Regions from separate parts of the Homo sapiens genome. Here region 1 is linked to region 2. Evidence: chromatin loops called from intact Hi-C (ENCODE). Cell type or tissue: ovary. All regions are shown on one strand. Each heading gives the region's core, and the rest is flanking DNA. Links, peaks and the distances in the headings are about the cores only.

The links. A loop is a pair of places that touch in the nucleus more often than their neighbours do. Peaks named below come from ENCODE experiments on the same cell type or tissue, not always from the same donor. Only the 100,000 strongest peaks of a DNase experiment are listed, where the experiment ranks them.
Region 1: a loop joins it to region 2, with 2.1 times the contacts of the local background. A loop is called at or near these places in 60 of 110 quality-filtered maps.

The regions. Positions count from the first base shown.
Region 1 is chr10:102,696,307-102,712,892 of GRCh38, forward strand. It overlaps ARL3 (ARF like GTPase 3), which reads right to left. Exons shown (of 6, transcript NM_004311.4): 2 at 9,040-9,183; 3 at 3,067-3,183. Among named protein-coding and RNA genes, the nearest start is that of ARL3, 9.8 kb to the right of the region's middle. In ovary, for the core only: no CTCF peak of the experiment used is centred there; no DNase peak of the experiment used is centred there.
Region 2 is chr10:102,652,567-102,657,566 of GRCh38, forward strand. TRIM8 (tripartite motif containing 8) reads left to right here. Exons shown (of 6, transcript NM_030912.3): 2 at 2,087-2,182; 3 at 2,514-2,747; 4 at 3,540-3,571; 5 at 3,704-3,819; 6 at 4,181-5,000. The coding sequence ends at 4,788. LOC105378460 (a long non-coding RNA gene) reads right to left here and starts at 2,565. Exons shown (of 3, transcript XR_007062272.1): 1 at 2,481-2,565. RefSeq lists an enhancer at 548-597. In ovary, for the core only: no CTCF peak of the experiment used is centred there; no DNase peak of the experiment used is centred there; H3K27ac peaks cover 253 bases.

The sequences.
Region 1 (16,586 bases), core at 5,884-10,883, 50 kb after region 2:
CAAAGCTGGAGAGCAGTGGCGCAATCTTGGCTCACTGCAACCTGCACCTCCCTGATTCAAGCAATTCTCTGCCTCAGCCTCCCAAATAGCTGGGATTACAGGCGCCCACCACCACGCCTGGCTAATTTTTTGTATTTTTAGTAGAGATGGGGTTTCACCATCTTGGCCAGGCTGGTCTTGAACTCCTGACCTTGTGATCCACCCGCCTCAGCCTCCCAAAGTGCTGGGATTACAGGCGTGAGCCACCGCACCCGGCCAACAGTTTTTTAAAATGCAAAAATTCCTGTCCTCACGGAGCTTACCTTACAGTGCAAGAGAAAGCTAATAAATAAAAATACGTCTGATGGCAATAGGTACAAAGAATCTGCTGATAGATCAGATGAGGGGAGTGAGGAGAGGGAGCCAAGGATGATTGCATTGTTTCCGGAGGAATGGGACTCCCATTTACTGAGAAGACTGTGGGAAGAGTAGGGTTGAGTAGAACAGGATGAAAACAGGAATTTGGTTTTAGACATGTTGAGGCTGAGGGACTTACCAGCCGCTGAAGTGGAGATGTCAAATAGGCAGCTGGCTTATATAGTCATGTGTTGCTTAATGACAGGGGCATGTTCTGAGAAATGCATTATTAGGCAATTCTGACATGGTGCCAACATCATACAGTGTACTTACACACACCTAGATGGTCTACTGCACACCTAGGCTGTATGGCATAGCCTATTGCCCCAGGCTACAAACCTGTACACGAAGTTACTGTATCGAATACTGCAGGCAACTGTAAAACAATGGTAAGTATTTATGGATCTAAACATATAAAAGGTAATGTGTTATGACAGCTATGTCACTAGGTAATATAAATTTTTCAGCTTTATTATAATTTTTTTTTTTTTTTGAGAAAGAGAGTCTCGCTGTGTTGCCCAGGCTGGAGTGCAGTGGCGCAATCTTGGCTCACCGCAATCTCCACCTCCTGGGTTCAAGCAATTCTCTTCCTCAGCCTCCTGAGTAGCTGGGATTACAGGCATCCACCACCATGCCCAGCTAATTTTCATATTTTTAGTAGAGATGCAGTTTCACCATCTTGGCCAGGCTAGTCTTGAATTCCTGACCTCGTGATCCACCTGCCTTGGCCTCCCAAAGTGCTGGGATTACAGGCGTGAGCCGCTGCGCCCGGCAGCTCTATTATAATCTTAAGGGACCACTATCATTTATGAGGTCAGTCACTGACCCAAGTGTCATTATGTGGCACATGACTGTATATGAAACTCAAGTTCAGGGGAGAATTCCAGGCTAGAGATGATAGTTTGAGATTCATAAGCATCTAAGTGGTCATTAAATCCTTCAAATTAGACGAGGTCACCTAAGCAGTGACTCAGAGAAGAAAAACACAAGGACTCCGGGGCTCTCTAACATTTGGAGGTTGGGAGATTAAAAAAAAATAGCAATGGAGATTTAGGAGGAGTAGCCAGTGAGGAGGAAAACCAAGATAGAATGGTGTCTTGGAAGCCAAGAAAAGACAATGTTTCAAAGAGAGCATGACCAATGTTAAATGGCCTGATAGGTCAAGTGAGATGAGTACTGAAAACTGAACCCTACTTTTAGCAATGTGGAATTATCAGTGACCCTGAAAAGAAGGCTCAAGAGTAACTAGGAGGAGATAAAGCAAAGACAGAGAGCATAACAAACTCTTTCAAGGAGTTTTGCTATAAAGGGAGGCTGAGGAATGGGACAGTATTGGAGGGGGATGTATGGTCAGGAGGAGTTTTCTGGGGCTTATTTTTTCTTCATTAAGCAAGAGAAGCTACAGGATATGTTTATGTTGATGGGAATGATCCAGAGGAGAGAGACACTTAGGAAACAACAGCAGAAGGTGAAGCTGTTTGAGATGCAAGATGATTTCTTTTTTTTTTTCTTGTCTTGAGACAGAGTATCACTCTGTCTTCCAGGCTGGAGTGTGGTGGCCTGATCTCAATCTGGGCTCACTGCAACCTCCGCCTCCTGGGCTCAAGCGATCCTCCCACCTCAGCCACCCCAAACTGCTGAGATTACAGGCATGAGCCACCACACCTGGTCTAGATGATTTCTATTCGTAATAAAGACATAGATATGGCTGCTATTATTGCAGTTTATTGCCTTTCATCATAATTGATGTAAACGCAAACTTTTGGTTAGAGGTTAGTAAAAGCGACATGCAATTTTTCTCCCATCTAAGTTCATGAGCCCCCCTAGTTTTAGGGTATGATTATGCAAGTATGTGGCTGAGGTAGAGTAGATGACAAGACCATTGAAGGAGGGCTGGTGAAGGAACTGAGAGGCTGAGGTTTTGTGGAAATCATGTAAGTGGACAGTGAAATCTCCAAGAATTCTGAAACTGTGATGGTCCTAAAGGAAGTGACAGCGAGCTGGGAGCTAAAATCTCGGCCTCCACTTGAATGAACGCTCCCTGAGTCAGGGTATTCCCAATGCACGAGGCAGCTTCTCCTACTACTGGACGATTGTAATTATAGGAAACTTCTTCCTTAATCTGAATTACATTCTACCACCTAACATTCCCCATCTTGCTCTTGGCTCAGCCCTCTAGAACTATTCAATCCCTCTGACTTAAGATAATTCTTGAAGCAGCCTAGACAGTTCCCAGTGTTCTCTTTTCCAGGAATAACATTCTCAGGTCTTTCAACCACTCCTTACACATCATGGTTTCCAGTACTTTCACTATTTTGCTTGCTCTCTTTGCAATACACTTGATTCGTTGTCTTCCTAGGGGTGACAGTCAGTGGCATGATCTTCTGACTTCCCTTCTGCTATTCAAATCACTATGGCAATTAATAACACTTTATTTTGCCAAGATGGGTGTGGGTACAACATTGTTACTGAGCGACAGCAAAACATCTTATACAAGTTATACAAAGATGTTTTTCCTTTATAATCTGTAGCCTTCTGCTATCCCTGCTAAATTCACAGTGATTAATGTTATGGTGGTGGAATTACTGACAAGAAAGAATGTTACAGTGTCCATGTTTCTAACACATGGCAGAAAATACTATGAATTAGTGCGTCAGAAGGAGTACTTACAAGAATATCGGTATTTTCAAAATAATTCTTCCAGTATGGTCTGATTTTCCTCTGTCCACCAATGTCCCATACATTCAGTTTAAAACCTTGTGATTGTACACTTTTGATGTTGAAACCCTGAAACAGGGACAAAAACATCAAGTTTTATTAAACTTTGGGATCATAATTCTGACAAAGTTACATTTAATAGCTATGTTTTTTATTAATTCTAAAGTACTCTGCCATATGTGATACTGGTAATGCTGAAAATGATTTGTTGTGACAGAGAATACAGAAACATATTTATACATGCTTGTTTCATCCAGGTTGTGGAGTCAGTGTTAATAATGTCAGGCTAACACAATGTTTTTCTACAATGAACATATATACATATATAATTACTGAGGATAACTCCAAATGAGAATAGCTCTAATTAACCAACACACATCACATGCCCATGAATCTTCAGGATGGTAAAATTTAACAGGACATTTCATGTAACTAACAACAAAAAAAAAGCTGAATCTGAAGACTCAACAGGAAAGAACACAAGCTAAATTTAAAGAGGCAAAAGCTACAAATCTAGAGGATTAGATTCTTCAAGAGCAGCTCAAAATAAATTTCCTACAGGGATTAATCAGGAAAAAGAGCAGAACTGAGGATGCTATGGGGGAGGCTGGGTTTGTAACTCGAATATATCAGCCCAGTAGGGAGGTGGAGCCCTCAGTTGCAGACACTGATGGAAACAAACAAGTGGTCAGTTAAAATTGTGCTTTCAGGCTGGGTGCGTAGCTCACGCCTGTAATCCCAGCACTCTGGGAGGCCGAGGCGGATGGATCAGGAGGTCAGGAGTTCGAGATCAGCCTGGTCAATATGGTGAAACACCGTCTCTACTAAAAATACAAAAATTAGCCAGGCGTGTTGGCGCATGCCTGGAGTCCCAGCTACTCAGGATGCCGAGGCAAGAGAATCACTTGAACCCTGGAGGCAGAGGTTGCAGTGAGCTGAGATCATGCCACTGCACTCTGGCCTGGGCGACAGAGTGAGATTCCATCTCAAAAAAAAAAAAAGTGCTTTCATAGGGAACTATGATGAACTTGAACTTGAAAAGGAAGTCTTCATTTTTTTTTTGAGACAGAGTCTCGCTCTGTTGCCCAGACTGGAGTGCAGTGGCATGGTCTTGGCTCACTGCAACCTCCGCCTCCCAAGTTCGAGTGATTCTCCTGCCTCAGCCTCCCGAGTAGCTGGAATTACAGGCGCCTGCCACCACACCCGGCTAATTTTTTGTATTTTTAGTAGAGACAGGGTTTCACCATATTGGTCAGGCTGGTCTCAAACTCCTGACCTCATGATCCGCCCACCTTGGCCTTCCAAAGCACTGGGATTACAGGCATGCGCCACTGTGCCCAGCCGGAAGTCTTTTTTTTTTTTTTTTTTTTGCAGAGTTGTGCTCTCGGCTCACCGCAACCTCCACCTCCCGGATTCAAGCGATTATCCTGCCTCAGCCTCCCGAGTAGCTGGGATTACAGGCATGCGCCACCATGCCTGGCTAATTTTGTATTTTTAGTAGAGATGGGGTTTCTCCATGTTGGTCAGGCTGGTCTTGAACTCCCGACCTCAGGTGATCCGCCCGCCTCAGCCTCCCAAAGTGCTGGGATTACAGGTGTGAGCCACTGCACCGGGCTGGAAGTCTTCATTTTTAAGACAGTTACTTGAGGTGAAACTTTGAGGAAGGTGAGCAAATCAGGGACAGGCAGAATTGCCAGGTGGGGGTCAGTGTGGAAAGAAACAAATTAACAAGCCCTTTGGGGTTCCCAGAGAATGTATTGCATGAACAAGAATTTTTTTTAAAGTCTTCTTGCAAAAATTACATAGGGAAACCAGGATTTGAAAAACCCAGTCAACAGCTTGCTACCACAGAAGAGACATTTCATCCAGAATAACTGGAGTTAGATAGCTTTGGGGATGCCTCCACAAACATTTGTTTCATGTGGTAGCCTGTCAACACTGCTGCCTGGCACAGAAGGAGAAGGCACAGTGCAATAGGACAGGAATATTGCCACCCAATTTCCACTGCGGATACACAGTCTCTGGAGGATAACTGGGGATCCTGCTGACTCTCACTTCTCTAACACGCCAATGACTGAATACATTAGAAGTTCGAGAATTCTAAAGGGAAATGGCTTAAGCTTATTGAAAAAAGTTTCATTGTGACTCACTGGCAAAACTACTTTAGTGTATTTAAAAATTCCACACTCAACAATGATATTAAATGTCAAACTCAGTAATACTGAATCCTTTCTGGAATAAAGCAGAAAATAAATAACAGTAAATCTTGGAATACAAGTAACAGTGAATCTTGGAATTTGACCATATGTATCAATGGGCTTAAACAGCTATAAGTCATGAGACCCAACAAATCTAGGAATTTATTCTGAGGAAATAATAATGATGAATGGGCAAAAACATTTAGAGATGTATATTACATAAGTATTTACATATATAATAACATAGAAAGATGTTCATGATCTATTATTAAGTGAACAAGAGGAGACAGGTTCAGTGGCTCACACCCATAATCCCAATTTTGGGAGACTGAGGCGGGAGGACTGCTTGAGCCCAGGAGTTCAAGGCCAGCCTGGGCAATGTAGTGAGACCCCATCTCTACCAAAAAAAAAAAAAAAAAAAAATTAGCTGGGTGTGGTGGCACATGCCTGCAGTCCTAACTACTCAGGAGCCTGAGGTGGGAAGATTGCTTGAACCCAGGAATTTGAGGCTGCAGTGAGCTATGGATGGTGCCACTGTACTCCAGCCTGGCCGACAGAGTGAAACCCCGTCTCTAAAAAAAATCTATATCTAGATATAGATGATACAAGCTAGTATATCCTCTATGAGCCATTTTTATTTTTTATTTTAAATATACCCATCATATATATGCATAGAAAAAAACTTGATACATTCCTAAATGTGAACAGTGGTATGTCTGACTGGGCATTATAGGTGACTTTTAGTTTCTCAATTGTATTTATTTATACTTCCTAAATTTACTACAATGAGCATTTATTACTTTTTCTAATATAAAACAAAAAACATAATAAAAGTTTGTTTTTAAAGAATATGAAACCTTGACACAATATAATATCAGAGTTACCTATAACACATCAAACAAAGCCTGAAGGTTAGAATGAGAACTTTGGGTTCCTAACTTTGAGTTTATTTCTGTGTTTGCAGTGTGGAAGTCTTCACGTTAGTGTTCTTGAGAGACACAGTTTATTGCTAATACTAAAAAAACAAAAACAAAAACAAAAAAACCCCACAAGCGCATGCACACAAAAACTAGTGCTTCTTTTTCTGGCAGAAATCTTGACACACTAATATGTGTTTTCAGCCCTTCTAGGCTAGATTACTGTAATTTGCTTGGGCTATACATTAAATTTGTTCAGAAGCTGTAAAAATTGTTCATTTGGTAGCAGTTGAAATGACTTTTCCATAAAGAGTTGTGAATCAGTAAGACTCATGGGCCGTGAAGTATGCATGCACACCAGCACAGCCATTCAAACCTGACACCAGGGTCTTATCACGGTACAGTGATGGAAAATAACTCTGGTTTTGCTAAAACCTCTAACCTTTAATGCTCAAACACTTTAAAGTGACTAAGACCAACAAGCTCTCCCTGTTGGCTTAGCCAAAGGTCAGGCATTCTTAGGATTTCCTACAGGGAATGAGTTCTAAGAAACCCACTACAGTTTTTCCAATCAGGTCTTGTCTTTTTTTTTTTTTTTTTTTTTTGAGACGGAGTCTCACTCTGTCGCCAGGCTGGAGTGCAATGGCACAATCTCAGCTCACTGTAATCTCCGCCTCCCAAGTTCAAGCCATTCTCCTGCCTCAGTCTCCTGAGTAGCTGGGATAACAGGTGCACACCACCACATCCAGCTAATTTTTGTATTTTTAGTAGAGACAGGATTTCACCATGTTGTCCAGGATGGTCTCCATGTCCTGACCTCATGATCCACCCACCTCGGCCTCCCAAAGTGCTGGGATTACAGGCATGAGCCATGGTGCCCAGGACTTGTCTTTTTTTTTTTTTTTTTTTTTTTTTTTTTTTTTTTTGTGATGGAGTCTCGCTCTGTCGCCCAGGCTGGAGTGCAGTGGCATGATCTCGGCTCACTGCAAGCTCCACCTCCTGGGTTCACGCCATTCTCCTGCCTCAGCCTCCCAAGTAGCTGGGACTACAGGTGCCCACTGCCACGCCCAGCCAATTTTTTGTATTTTTAGTAGAGACGGGGTTTCACCATGTTAGCCAGGATGGTCTCGATCTCCTGACCTTGTGATCCGCCCACCTCGGCCTCCCAAAGTGCTGGGATTATGGGCATGAGCCACCACGCCCGGCCCAGGACTCATCTTTAAACCTCCACGCTGTGAGCACTATCATTCCCTTATCCTTTATGCTTTGCTTGCTTGCCCTTTTCAGGAAAGAGGAAGGTTGATGAGACTGGATTTAAAAAGGCAGGTAATTGGCCGGGCAAGGTGGTTCACGCCTGTAATCCTAGCACTTTGGGAGGCCGAGGCAGGTGGACTGCCTGAGCTCAGGAGTTCGAGACCAGCCTGGGCAACAACGGTGAAACCCTGTCTCTACTAAAATACAACAAATTAGCCAGGCGTGGTGGCGTGCACCTGTAGTCCCAGCTACTTGGGAGGCTGAGGCAGGAGAATCACTTGAACCCAGGAGGCGCAGGTTGCAGTGAGCTGAGATTGCACTGCTGCATTCCAGCCTGGGAAACAGAACGAGACTCTGTCTCCAAAAAAAAAAAAAAAAAAAAAAAGGCAGGTAATTTTTTTTTCTTTTAAAAATTGATACATATTTGTATTTATTAAGTCTGAAAAGTACACGGTAAAATATTAACCATGGTTTTTCTCAGAGTTTTCTCCTTTATACTTTCTCTGTGTTTTCTACATGCACTACTTTCATAATCAGAGAAGATAAAGCTATTTTTTAAAAAAGAATAGGCTGGGTGTGGTGGCTCACACCTGTAATCCCAGCACTTTGGGAGGCTGGGGTGGGTGGATCATTGAGGTCTGGAGTTTGAGACCAGCCTGGCCAACATGGCAAAACCCTGGCTCTACAAAAAAATACAAAAATTAGCGGGCCATGGCGGTGTGCGCCTGTAATCCCAGCTACTAGGGAGGCTGAGGTCCAAGAATCGCTTGAACCTGGGAGGCGGAGGTTGCAGTGAGCCAAGATTGCACTACCACACTTCAGCCTGTGTGACAAAGCAAGACTGTGTCTCAAAAAATAAATAATTTAAAGAAATAAAATAAAAATAAAAAGAATATAGGTACTCAGATCTGCTGGATTTGTCTATATACACACAAACACACACATGTGTATATATGTATACATATATTTTAAATTGTAACATAACACGTACAATATGCAGCTGCTGAGGACATGTGCGGGTGGGGAAGGTGGGGCAGAGACGGAAGAGGGGTGCATGTGCTGAAAGGTGCTGTGTGGAGGCTGAAGCCCAGTGGGATGCAGATGCTGCAGTGGGGTGGCCTGATGAAGTGGGTACTGTGAAGTGTGTCTGCGTACACATTTTAACGTTATAACATAAAACGTACCATTTCAGCCATTTTAAAGTGTACAGTTCCATGGCATTAAATACATTCACACTGTGGGCCGTTACCCACAGAACTCTTTCCATCTTGCAAAACTGACTCACTGTACCCGTTAAACAATAACTCCCCATTCCCCCTCCCCAGCTCCAGTAACCACCATTCTGCATTCTGTCTCTATGAATCTGACTACTCTAAATACCTCATGAGAATGGAATCTCTTACATATTTTTGAAATCTGGTTATCTTTAGATTGTATAGACTTTTCTCAGAGACAAAACTTGGAAGTGGACAAAACTGTATTTCCCATTTTGTCTTTCACATTGCTATTATCGTCTTCCTGTGTCACACGGCATCTGGAGCCAAGGCAGTGCTCACCTGTGTAGGTGTGATGTGGCTGATGTCTTCAGATGCAAGCTGCTTCAGAAGAGTGGTCTTGCCAGCATTATCCAAGCCCAGGAGAAGTATTCTCACCTCCTGGTCTGGTGCACTTTTCAACTTGCGCAAAATTGAGAGCAAGCCCTTCAACAACCACAAAGGAGACAGATTACTCTGGGGGCACTGACTGTGATATTAACTGGATATGAGAATAACTTCTCCTTGAAAAAAGTTATTGGTTATGGAGAGCTTATGTTATTATTTTTCATTCTAATGCCACTTATTCCATTTGCTTCCTCTTTCCAAGTTTCGGTAGAAGTGCTACAGTAAATTCAGCAACTTAATAAGTAGCAGGGCTTATTTCTGCTCCTCCAATCAATCTAGCTTAGCAGTCACCCCAAATCTCCTGGGAGTGTGAACTCTACCCCATCTGTGTTCCTAAAGCCCTTTACATACACTTAGAGCAGAACATTCATCATATCAAACTAGGTAACTGATGTTTGTATTTTTCTCCTTTACTAAAGTTTCTCGTGGTAAGGGCTATACTTGTCCCATAATGCCTGGCACTTATCAAACAGACACTAGATAACACTTGTGGAATTAAATAGGATGACACACCCAAGTTAACACACGATTTTAAGGTGTTATACAAAAATATATAAAAAGGCTATATAAAATTATAGTTGGGCTTCCTGTTAATGATTTTATCTATTTCATCATTTCACATTGCATGCCTGTATCAAAACATCTCATGTACCCTATAAATATATAACACCATGGACCCACAAAAATTAAAAGGAAAAAATTTTTAAAAAAGATTTTATCGCCGGGCACGGTGGCTCACATCTGTAATCCCAGCACTTTGGGAGGCCAAGGTGGGCGGATCACGAGGTCAGGAGATCGAGACCATCCTGGCTAACACGGTGAAACCCTGTCTCTACAAAAAATATAAAAAATTAGTCGGGCGTGGTGGCAGGCGCTTTGTAGTCCCACCTACTCGAAATGCTGAGGCAGGAGAATCGCTTGAACCTGGGAGGCGGAGGTTGCAGTGAGCCGATATTGCACACTGCACTCCAGCCTGGGTGACAGAGCAAGACTCCGTCTCAAAAAAAAAGATTTTATCTATTTCAGCACATCTTCAAGACTTCTTCATTCAAAATGTTCTACTATCATCTTTCACAAGACCCTACAGGATAGGTGCATGGTATAGATAATCTGTGTTTTTTAGATGAAAAATTTGGTACAACAGAGAAGTTAAGAAATCATAAAAGGCATCCATGAAGCAAAACAAAACAAAACAAAACAAAAACCCACCAAAATTAACCAAGGAATTTTTTACTGTTAATCTAATATTTCCCTCTGTCACCCAGGCTGGAGTGCAGTGGTGCAATCTCGGCTCAACTACAACCTCTGTCTCCTGGGTTCAAGCAATTCTTGTGCCTCAGCCTCCAGAGTAGCTGGTATTACAGGCATGTGCCACCATGCCTAGCTAATTTTTATATTTTTAGTAGAGATGGGGTTTCGCCATGTTAGCCAGGCTGGTCTTGAACTCCTGGCCTCCAGCGATCAGCCCACCTTGGCCTCCCAAAGTGCTGGGATTACAGGCCATGAGCCACCTCTCCTGGCCATTATTTATTATTTTTTATGGATAGAAATATAAAGCATGTTGCTGGGCATGGTGGCTCACGCCTATAATCCCAGCACTTTGGGAGGCCAAGGCAGGAGGGCTGCTTGAGCCCAGGAGTTCAAGACCAGCCCTGGCAACATAGTGAGACCCTGTCCCTACAAAAAATAAAAAACAAATAAGCCAGGCATGGTGGCGCAGGCCTGTGGTCCCAGCTACTCAGGAAGCTGAGGTGAGAGAATTGCTAGAGCCTGGGAGGTCGAGATTGCAGTAAGCTGTATTTGTACCACTGCACTCCAGCCTGGGTGACAGAGTGAGACTCTGTCTCAAAAAGAAAAAAAAAGAAAAAAGAAAAAGAAAACAAAGAAAAAATAAATAAACCATGTTGATTTTTAGTTAAGAACATAAGAACATCTTTATAGGAAAGTTATTTGTTCTGTGCTATAGCTGATAATCTTGTTCTAACGACACATGGCTAGAACAAGAGTCAAAGAATCCCAGAGTTTAAAGGGCATATAATTTAATCTCCCAGCCCAAGAAGAAATTCCTTCAAACTGAGTCTTAGAATTATGCAAAATGGTTGTATTTGTTATTCACATTGTACCAGGCAATAATTCAAACCAGTTTGTTCACTAAGATCAAAGGATACTTCTGAGAAATAATTCTCAACAACTGCATCTTTGGACAATCATACGCAAATATGCATAATTATTAAGAATTCCTTTCTGCCTCAGAGACTCTTTGTTTACCACTTCTAGTACTGTATCTGTACTGACTTGCTAAGGACCACATTAACCTTTCTATGCCTCAATTTTTTCCAGCAGTAAGATGGAAGGTTTAGTCTAAGCTAGACAAATTCTATGCCAAAAGATTTGGGGGACAGAGATTGAATAGATTGGAAACAAACAGAAGTCTGGCTTTTTAAAAGGCCAGACTTTTTTTTCCTTTTTCTTTTTTTTGGGGGGACAGGGTCTTCCTCTGTGGCCTAGGCTGGAATGTAGTGGCGTGAACACGGCTAACTGCAGCTTCGACTCCCTGGGCTCAAGCGATCCTCCCACCTCAGCCTCTCCAGTAGCTGGGACTACCGGCTCACACCACCACGCCCCACTAAGTTTTGTATTTTTTGTAGAGATGGGGTTTTGCCATGTTGCCCAGGCTGGTCTTGAACTCCTAAGCTCAAGCGATCCACCCAAAGGCAAGATTTTTTTTTTTGCTGTTTTTATCTCATCTGGTCTTGAATACTTTGACAGCATTCCTTCTTAAAACTATATTTACAAGAAGTCTCCCTGGTTTCTATTAGCTATATTGCAATCACTCATTTATAATATCACCTTTCAGAAAAGTAAAAATTAAAATTCTGAGATCCTTAGGGGACTGGTGACATAAAAAGGCTAAGAGGAAAACCCATTTTACTACTCATCCTGAGTTCCTGATTGTAAGTGAAAAGAAGAGGTCTCATTACCTCTTAAAATAAATTATAAAACATCTGGAATTTATCAAATTAGTACATTAAATGACACAGGCAAAGTTCTTCTCATGCATTTTCTGCTTAGTGCAGAAATTATGAAGGAAGATCTGTTTCCTATTTTAAAAAAAATTTTTTTTGGCCGGGTGTGGTGGCTCACACCTGTAATTCCAGCACTTTGGGAGGCCGAGGTGGGTGGATCACTTGAGGTCAGGAGTTCGAGACCAGCCTGGCCAACATGGCGAAATCCCGTATCTACTAAAAATACAAAATTAGCCGGGTATGGTGGCACATGCCTGTAATCCCAGCTACTTGGGAAGCTGAGGCAGGAGAATTGCTTAAACCCAGGAGGTAGAGGTTGCAGTGAGCCAAGATCATGCCTCTGCACTCCAGCCTGGACAACAAAAGTGAAACTCCATCTCAAAACAAAAACAAAAAATAAAACCATATATTATATATATATATATATATATATTTTTTTTTTTTTTGAGACAAGGTCTCACTCCTAATGCCAGGCTGGAGTACAGTGGTGAAATCATGGTTCACTACAGCTTCAGCCTCCCAGGCTCAGGTGATCCTTCCACCTCAGCCTCCGGAGTAGCTGGGACTATAGATGTGTACAACCGCACCCAGCTAATTTTGTGTATTTTTAGTAGAGACAGGGTTTCACTATGTTGCCCAAGCTAGTCTCAAACTCCTGGCCTTAGGCAATCTGCCCGTGACGGCCTCCCAAAGTGCTGGGATTACAAGAGTGAGCCACTGCACCCGGCCTATAAAATATTTTCAAAGTTTAAAATTAATGTTTTGGGTTTTTCCTCATGTGTCTCTTTTAAAGAAGTTACTAAAAATACTGTTTTTTTTTTCAGGCAGAGACTTGCTCCACACTCATTACATTTGATATTAAAGAATTAAGAGAAAAACAAGGCCAGGCACAGTGGTTCACACCTGTAATACCAGTGCTTTGGGAGGCTGAGGCAGGAGGATAGCTCAAGGCCAGGAATTCAAGATCAGCCTGGGCAACAAACACGAGACACATATCCCTACCAAAAAAAAAAAAAAAAAATTATCCAGGTGTGGTGGTGTGCACCTGCGGTTCCAGCTACTCAGGAGGCTGAGACAGAAGGATGGCTTGAGCCCAAGAGTTTGAGGCTGCAGTGAACTATGGTCGGGCCACTGCATTATGGGCTAGGTGACAGAGCAAGACTCTGTCTCAAAAAAAAAAAAAAAAAAAAAGAGACAAACATAATGTTTATTCACCTTAAAAGGAGAGGAGCAAAGCACAGATAAGAAAGAAAAAGAAATCATTCTAACTATAAGGCTGAGTGCAGTGGCTCATGCCTGTAATCCCAGCACTTCGGGAGGCTGAGGCTGGCGGATCATTTGAGGCCAGGAGTTTGAGACCAACCTGGCCAACATGGTGAAACCCTGCCTCTACTAAAAATACAAAAAATTGGCCAGGCATGGTGGTGGGCACCTATATTCCCAGCTACTTGGGAGGCTGAGGCAGGAGAATCGCTTGAACCTGCGAGGTGGAGGTTGCAGTGAGCCGAGATCACACCAGTGTACTCCAGCCTGGGCCACAGAGCTAGACTGTTTCAAAAAAAAAAAAAATTCTAACTATAGATAAACTTTATTAACCTAATGGTGTAGAATACAGTGCTTCTACATTTCTAATGAGTAATTTTCCTTATTAGGAAATAATAACTTCAGATACTTCACCTTTGAGTGAAATTACAGAGAAATGCAAAGTTCAGCTAATGTTTTCTTCCAGCAAAATGATAAATGGCATTTCAAGCATGGTCTAGGGAAGACAAGTGCAAATATAATACAGCATCATATTAATCCAACTACTGAGGATGGGATCACAGGATTATCAGGGTTTGCTAAATAGGGAAGAGGATATTTATAGAGATCAGGGTTCTGCCTGAAAGGTACAAAGTAAGCTGATTTAAGAGGCTGGATGAAAGAGACCAGAATAAGTCTATTCTGTGCATCTATACATATATGCCCATATTTTATTTTAACTGTCAAATGAAGGGAGACAGCGATTAGAAGTTAAATTTATCATAGGGCTGAGTTTTGCAGTATAAATACAATGACATTAATTTTTAAAGTGCATTTTTTGGCCAAAATATCCATTCACGCAATTATCATTAAACACCCTTAATGTGCCCCAAGTACAACAGTGAGCAAAACGGGCATGATCTCTATGTAGGATTTATATTCCTGTGACATTAAATAAAACAATTTAAGAAACATGAACTTCAGTTAAAAGTATATTGTGTGTTACCAGCATGTGTGTATACAAGTTATCTACACCCTGGTGGGCAGAAGTGGTCTGACTCAACCACAAAACATTTAAACAAACTTTTCTACAGTCAAATCATGAATAGATGTGCTATGGACTACAGACGTTTTATCTGCCTCGAAATCAGCTTAAACTACTGGCAGAGGCATGGTGCCCTGACCTAAAACAATACAAACTAGGTCATTCAAAGAAACCAGAGTGGTGGAGGGAGAAGGAATGCGTTGGTATATGGAAAATATATGTGGTTGTGAGGACCAGCTAAAATTTGAATTCTGAAATTACGAAGCCAACAGTCAAGTACATACGGTCCCCATAACTAGCTTAAATATAACTGACTTCCATTTGTTTTTACGTCTTTCAACTGAACTCCTATCAGCTTAAAGCTCAAAATTGAGAACTTAATCCAAACTGTGTCTTCTTTCTCATCACCCTCTCCTAAATAAATACAAACAATGTTTCCTAAGGAACAAAGTCTGAGCATCTCCTCAGGAAGAGTGGGTTCCCACTTCACCAGAGTCCTAATGAAATGAATGTTATGGGCTTTAGAATTTCACAGACTTGTATTCAGCTTCTGTGTGTGTGTGTGTGTGTGTGTATATATATATATATATGTATGTATATGTATCTGTATATATATATGTATATATATGTATGTGTGTGTGTGTTTTTATATATATATATGTATATACATAACACTGCACACAGTTTCAGCTAGAAAATAGGAACAGGCCGGGCGCGGTGGCTCACGCCTGTAATCCCGGCACTTTGGGAGGCCGAGGCGGGCGGATCACGAGGTCAGGAGATACAGACCATCCTGGCTAACATGGTGAAACCCCGTCTCTACTAAAAACACACACACACAAAATTAGCCGGGCGTGGTGGCGGGCGCCCATAGTCCCATCTGCTGCGGAGGCTAAGGCAGGAGAATGGCGTGAACCCGGGAGGCGGAGCTTGCAGTGAACGGAGATCGCGCCACTGCACTCCAGTCTGGGTGACAGAGCAAGACTCCGTCTCAAAAAAAGAAAAAAAAAAGAAGAAAACAGGAACAATACTTACATCTCAAGAGATGATGCTATGAGGATGAAATGAGGTCATGTATGTAAAGCATGACACATAACAGCCACTGAAAAGACTACCCTCGTGTTTTGTTTATTTTTTTAAAATAATTTTTCACGGGCCATTTTCTAACCAGAAAACATAAGTAACTGTTGGGAACAATCTTCAAATGTTGAACATGCTTGAGAACGACCACAAGCTCCATATATGTAGAAAGTGCTCCATAAATAATTACTGAATGAAGGAATCATATGTTAAATATAAGTGGTTAGTTACGTGCTAAAATTACTGTCATTTTAGTATTTTAGTAATTCATCAAGAACCTGGCACTGTAAAGCAGGGGTAAAATAGCTGACTCTAAATGTTCAGAGAAACCCATATTTGGGTTTTTGCCACAGTTACCCAAATTTGAAAAAAAATATGTATTTGTCACAGCTGAAGTTTAAAACAAAAACCAAAAAAACCTTGGGGTTCACGCTTCAGTTGTACAGTTAACCATGGGGGCTCATGGGATACCAGATGGGATACACTTAAGTCACACGACTGACTAAATTCAGTGTTTCACTTCAAGTTTTAAGAACAGCTCACGCTTGTGGAGATAGAAAAAAAATGTTTTTGGGAAACCAGATAAAGAATCCGGAATAATTTGTCTTAATTTCTTATTGTTCATCTTAGGAAAAAGGAAAAAAGAAAAACAAAATCTGTTTTCATCATTGAACACAACAGTTGTATACAACAGTGTTGTATATACACTGTAAATTTGTTGTATACTGTGCCAATTTGCACCTGGAAACATGGGCAGTGGTTAATTTACTGTGGCCTGTAATTATAAATTAAACAATCATGGATTACACAGTACACTTAATTGATCAACAAACTGGGAAAAGTTAGCCAACTCTCATGCACTTCTCATCCATAATGATGAATCTCAATCTCTGTTGGTTCGGCATGCCCTTTTCATTCCAATTCTAGCTATTTTCTGGGTAAATATTTATGTTTGTACTCATTTGTTGAGAAAAACTTTAACTTTAAAAGGACAGCTCACGTATAAATGATTAAGAAAAAGAAACAGTTGTAAAAATCTGTTTAGCCTG
Region 2 (5,000 bases), core at 1-5,000:
GCCTGCCTCTGAAGGAAGGTGGAGAAAGACAGCAGCAAATCCCCATTCTTAAGAGGCCCTGTGTCTTGTAGGGAGATGAGACCATGGTTTGTGAGGCAATTAGAAGACTCCAGAATAGTGCTGTCTAATAGAACTTCTGCATGATGGTAACATTTTATAACTTTAGTATCTGAGACTAGTGATACGTAGGTACTGGGCACTTGAAATGAGGTTGGTGCATGAGGAACCGATACTTAACTTTTTTTTTTTTTTTTGAGACAGACTTTCGCTCTTGTTGCCCAGGCTGGAGTGCAATGGCGCGATCTTGGCTCGCTACAGCCTTCGTCTCCCGGGTTCAAGTGATTCTCCTGCCTCAGCCTCCTGAGTAGTTGCGATTACAGGCATGCACCACCTTGCCCAGCTAATTTTGTATTTTTAGGAGAGATGGGGTTTCTCCATGTTAGGCTGGTCTCGAACTCCCGACCTCAGGTGATCCGCCTGCCTCGGCCTCCCAAAGTGCTGGGATTACAGGCATGAGCCACAGCACCTGACCTTATTTTTTATTTTTTGTTAACTTGGATTTAAATAGCCACATATGACTAGTGGCTACCATATTGGACAGCACAACCTGAGAGGGAGGGCAGAATGGGACAGCCCCACCCCGTAGCCAGGACAGGGAGGGACCTGCACAGGCTCAGAGCAGGGGTCATGGAAAGTTTCCTAGAGGAGTGGGGACTTCAGTTGGGCCTTGAAGAATAGACAGGGGAGGGAGGAGGCACTGTGGGCTGCAGAAGAATGTACCTAGAGCTACAGGGAGTTTCCATGTGTGGAGGGCTGGGGACAGGATACCAGCCCAGCTGGCTGGAAGAGTCAGGGTGTAAAAGAGCCTTCATTGCCATGCTAAAGTAGTTGATAGGACGGAGTCACGGAGAGTTTTTGAGCAGGGGAGAGAGCCTGTCTAAAGAGGCATATCTGGTGAGAGGAGGGCAGGAGAGATGGAGTGACTGGCAGGAAAGGGGTTGTGGGGACAGGAGATTATGAGCTGAGAAGAGCACTTTGGTCCAGCACCTTCCAGCAGCCTGGCCTCAGGTCTTAGGAGACCTCAAATCTCCTTTCTGCCTGGGTCCCACTGAGGGGGCTGAGGGAGCTAGCCAGGACTCCAGAGTCCTAGCTCTCAGTCTTAAGAACAAGGGAGGGGGTGACTGGCCTGATGCCCCCTAATGTAAGGCGAGGGTAAAGTGAGATCTTTGGACTGGGACAGAGGTTCACGTGGCTATGGAAGGGAATTTGACCCCCTGCATCTTAGGGTACTCATCTCTTAGAGGATGCTCCCCAGGGAGAGGCAGCACAGCCTGGGTAAGAACGGACCCTGCTGCCAGATCACCTGTGTTTGTGCCCAAGCTCTGCTATTTACAAGCTGTGTGACTGTGGACAAATTACTTAACCTCTCTAGGCCTCAGTTTCCTCTTCTGTGAAATGAGAATAATGATAGTACTTATCTCATGACATTACTGGGATGATTAGATAAATCTGTACAGGAAAAGTGTTTAGAACAGAGGTTGGTGTAGCCCTGCCCTCAGAAAGCTCAGGGTTTAAATATGCATGGGGGCTGGGCATGGTGGCTCACGCCCATAATCCCCGCACTTTGGGAGGCCGAGGCGGGCAGATCATTTGAGGTCAGTAGTTTGAGACCAGCCTGGCCAACATGGTGAAACCCCGTCTCTACTAAAACTACAAAAAAATTAGCTGGGCGTTGTGGCGCACGCCTGTAATCCCAGCTACTCGGGAGGCTAAGACAGGAGAATCACTTGAACCGGGGAGGCGGAGGTTACAGTGAGCCGAGATCGCACCACTGCACTCCAGCCTGGGCAACAGAGTGAGAATCCATCTAAAAAAATAATAAGATAAATAAATATGCATGGGAAGCTATTCTGGGGAGAGCTGGGAATAGGCCCCTGGGATTGGAGGGGGCCAAAGGGGCTGGGTAGCAGAGGCTTGGTGCCATCGGGTCAAAGGATCCATAGGATGCATGTGTTGTGTAGAGGGAAGCATGGGTCAGGGTTGGAGCCACAGTCCCTCTGATACTCCCACCCAAATGTCCCTGCAGAAGATGCTCATGAAGCAGCAGGACCGGCTGGAGGAGCGAGAGCAGGACATTGAGGACCAGCTGTACAAACTCGAGTCAGACAAGCGCCTGGTGGAGGTAGCTAAGCCCAAGGCCATGCTGCGGGGTGGGGGTGGCTTGAGCGCAGGGCTTTGGGTGAGTTCCTTACTAAGGATTGATTGTGTAGCCCTATGCCAGAACCACTCCATCAGTCATTCAATCAACTGCCCGTGGATGCCCACTGGTGCCAGGGGATGCTGGCCCAGAGCCCTGTGCTACCAGTGGGGAACTGGCAGGTCAGACCTTGCCCTTGGGAGCCTGGGGCAGCCTGGTGACTTAGGGTTCTAGGATGTGAGAAGGGTAAGAGGGGGGGAAACCAAAGGTTTCCAGTGCTTACCTGCCTGCCCACTCCTGCCCTCTGTACTCGCAGGAGAAAGTGAACCAACTGAAGGAGGAAGTTCGGCTGCAGTACGAGAAGCTGCACCAGCTGCTGGACGAGGACCTGCGGCAGACAGTGGAGGTCCTAGACAAGGCCCAGGCCAAGTTCTGCAGCGAGAACGCAGCGCAGGCGCTGCACCTCGGGGAGCGCATGCAGGAGGCCAAGAAGCTGCTGGGCTCCCTGCAGCTGCTCTTTGATAAGACGGAGGATGTCAGCTTCATGAAGGTGGGCTGGGCTCAGGACCAGGCTGGTGGCACCCAGAGGGCCATTTCCAAATTGAGATCTGCAGTTTCCTGCACCTGTAGCTCACATGCCCTTACCTTTGGAGCCAGCATGCATGGGTTCAAATCCACCTGCCTGCTCTTTCTAGCACTGTGACCTTGGGCAAGTCATAGGTACATCCCGGGCCTTGTTCCCTCACCTACGAAGTGGTGTTGATGATACAGGTCTACTATTCTTTATCCACAATTCCACATTTATAAACATCTCTGGAAACTAAACAAATTTTGGCATCTAATTTAACAGCAAAAATTGACCTAAACTGATGTTAGGCAATTTATGGTCTTTATCTTGCTTAGTATGAAAATTCAAACATTTTGCTGCAGAAATGTTGCTGTATTAGATTGTTGTGTCTTGCTGGGGATGATAATGTAATATATGATACAGGCACTGTATTCTCCGTCTAAAATCCAAAAAATTCCAAATTCCAAAACACATCTGGCCCCAAAGACTTGAGCTAAAACAGTGTGGGCCTGCAGAGCCCTTCTCCTCGGGTATGGATGAAGTTATGGATGCACAGAAAGCACTTACAATGCCTGGGTCACGTGGCAAGAGCTCAGTAAATGTTAGCTCTTCTTCCGCAAATGGCCACCCCTACCCCTGCCACTTTCTGTCCAGAATGAGAGGATCCACCCAGCCTGGGGGAGGCTCAGGGGGGGCAGCTTTTGTCTTCCCCTCTCCCCGGGCTCTCCCTGGACTGCCTTTTCCACTGACTTGACTCTTTTCTCTCCCCAACAGAACACCAAGTCTGTGAAAATCCTGATGGACAGGTAAGCTGAGGGCCCTAGCCCTCCCGGGGGCACATCCTGGGGAGGGCAGGGGGGCCAGGCCCATGGCGGGGAGGTAGGGCGGGCTCACCGGTGATGCCTCCTCACAGCAGATGCCCCGTCCACTGCCCCCAGGACCCAGACCTGCACGAGCAGCAGCCTTTCCCCCACTAAGATCGGCCACCTGAACTCCAAGCTCTTCCTGAACGAAGTGGCCAAGAAGGAGAAGCAGCTGCGGAAAATGCTAGAAGGTGAGGGTGGGGTGTTCCGCCGAAGGGAGACAGGGACCTTTGGGGAGGGGTTCAGCGCCACAGCCTTCCCTCCAAGAGGCAGTGTGGCCCAGTCTGGGAGACCTGTCCTCATATCCAGGCTTTGCCACTTGTAGCTGTGGGACAGTGGGTAAGCAACATGACCTCCCCAGCCTCCATTTCTTCAGCTTAAAGTGGGGATATAACTATTCTGTACCTCCTAATGGTAGAGGAGCAAGCATCACCTGAGATGTAACATTCTTGGGCCTCTAGGTGTCAATGGTCCCCAGGTCCAACCCAGGGAGAGGAGGCCTGGGTTGCTTGGGGTGGGAGCTTTGGCGACTTTTGCCCCAACTCTCCACAGGCCCCTTCAGCACGCCGGTGCCCTTCCTGCAGAGTGTCCCCCTGTACCCTTGCGGCGTGAGCAGCTCTGGGGCGGAAAAGCGCAAGCACTCAACGGCCTTCCCAGAGGCCAGTTTCCTAGAGACGTCGTCGGGCCCTGTGGGCGGCCAGTACGGGGCGGCGGGCACAGCCAGCGGTGAGGGCCAGTCTGGGCAGCCCCTGGGGCCCTGCAGCTCCACGCAGCACTTGGTGGCCCTGCCGGGCGGCGCCCAACCAGTGCACTCAAGCCCCGTGTTCCCCCCATCGCAGTATCCCAATGGCTCCGCCGCCCAGCAGCCCATGCTCCCCCAGTATGGCGGCCGCAAGATTCTCGTCTGTTCTGTGGACAACTGTTACTGTTCTTCCGTGGCCAACCATGGCGGCCACCAGCCCTACCCCCGCTCCGGCCACTTTCCCTGGACAGTGCCCTCGCAGGAGTACTCACACCCGCTCCCGCCCACACCCTCCGTCCCCCAGTCCCTTCCCAGCCTGGCGGTCAGAGACTGGCTTGACGCCTCCCAGCAGCCCGGCCACCAGGATTTCTACAGGGTGTATGGGCAGCCGTCCACCAAACACTACGTGACGAGCTAACGCCACGCAGGCGGCGGGGCGCTGGGGAATCTTCCTCCCCAGCCCCCGGGCTCGGGAGTTATGCATCCAGAGACCTGCCCTTCTACCTTCCTCGCCTCCCCTCTTCCTCATTCCATTGCCCCAGGTCTTTTCCTTTTGGATTTTGTTTTGGTTTTGGCTTTGTTTTTGATTTTTTTTTATTATGAATCTCCTGGACGCAGAGGTGACAGTGG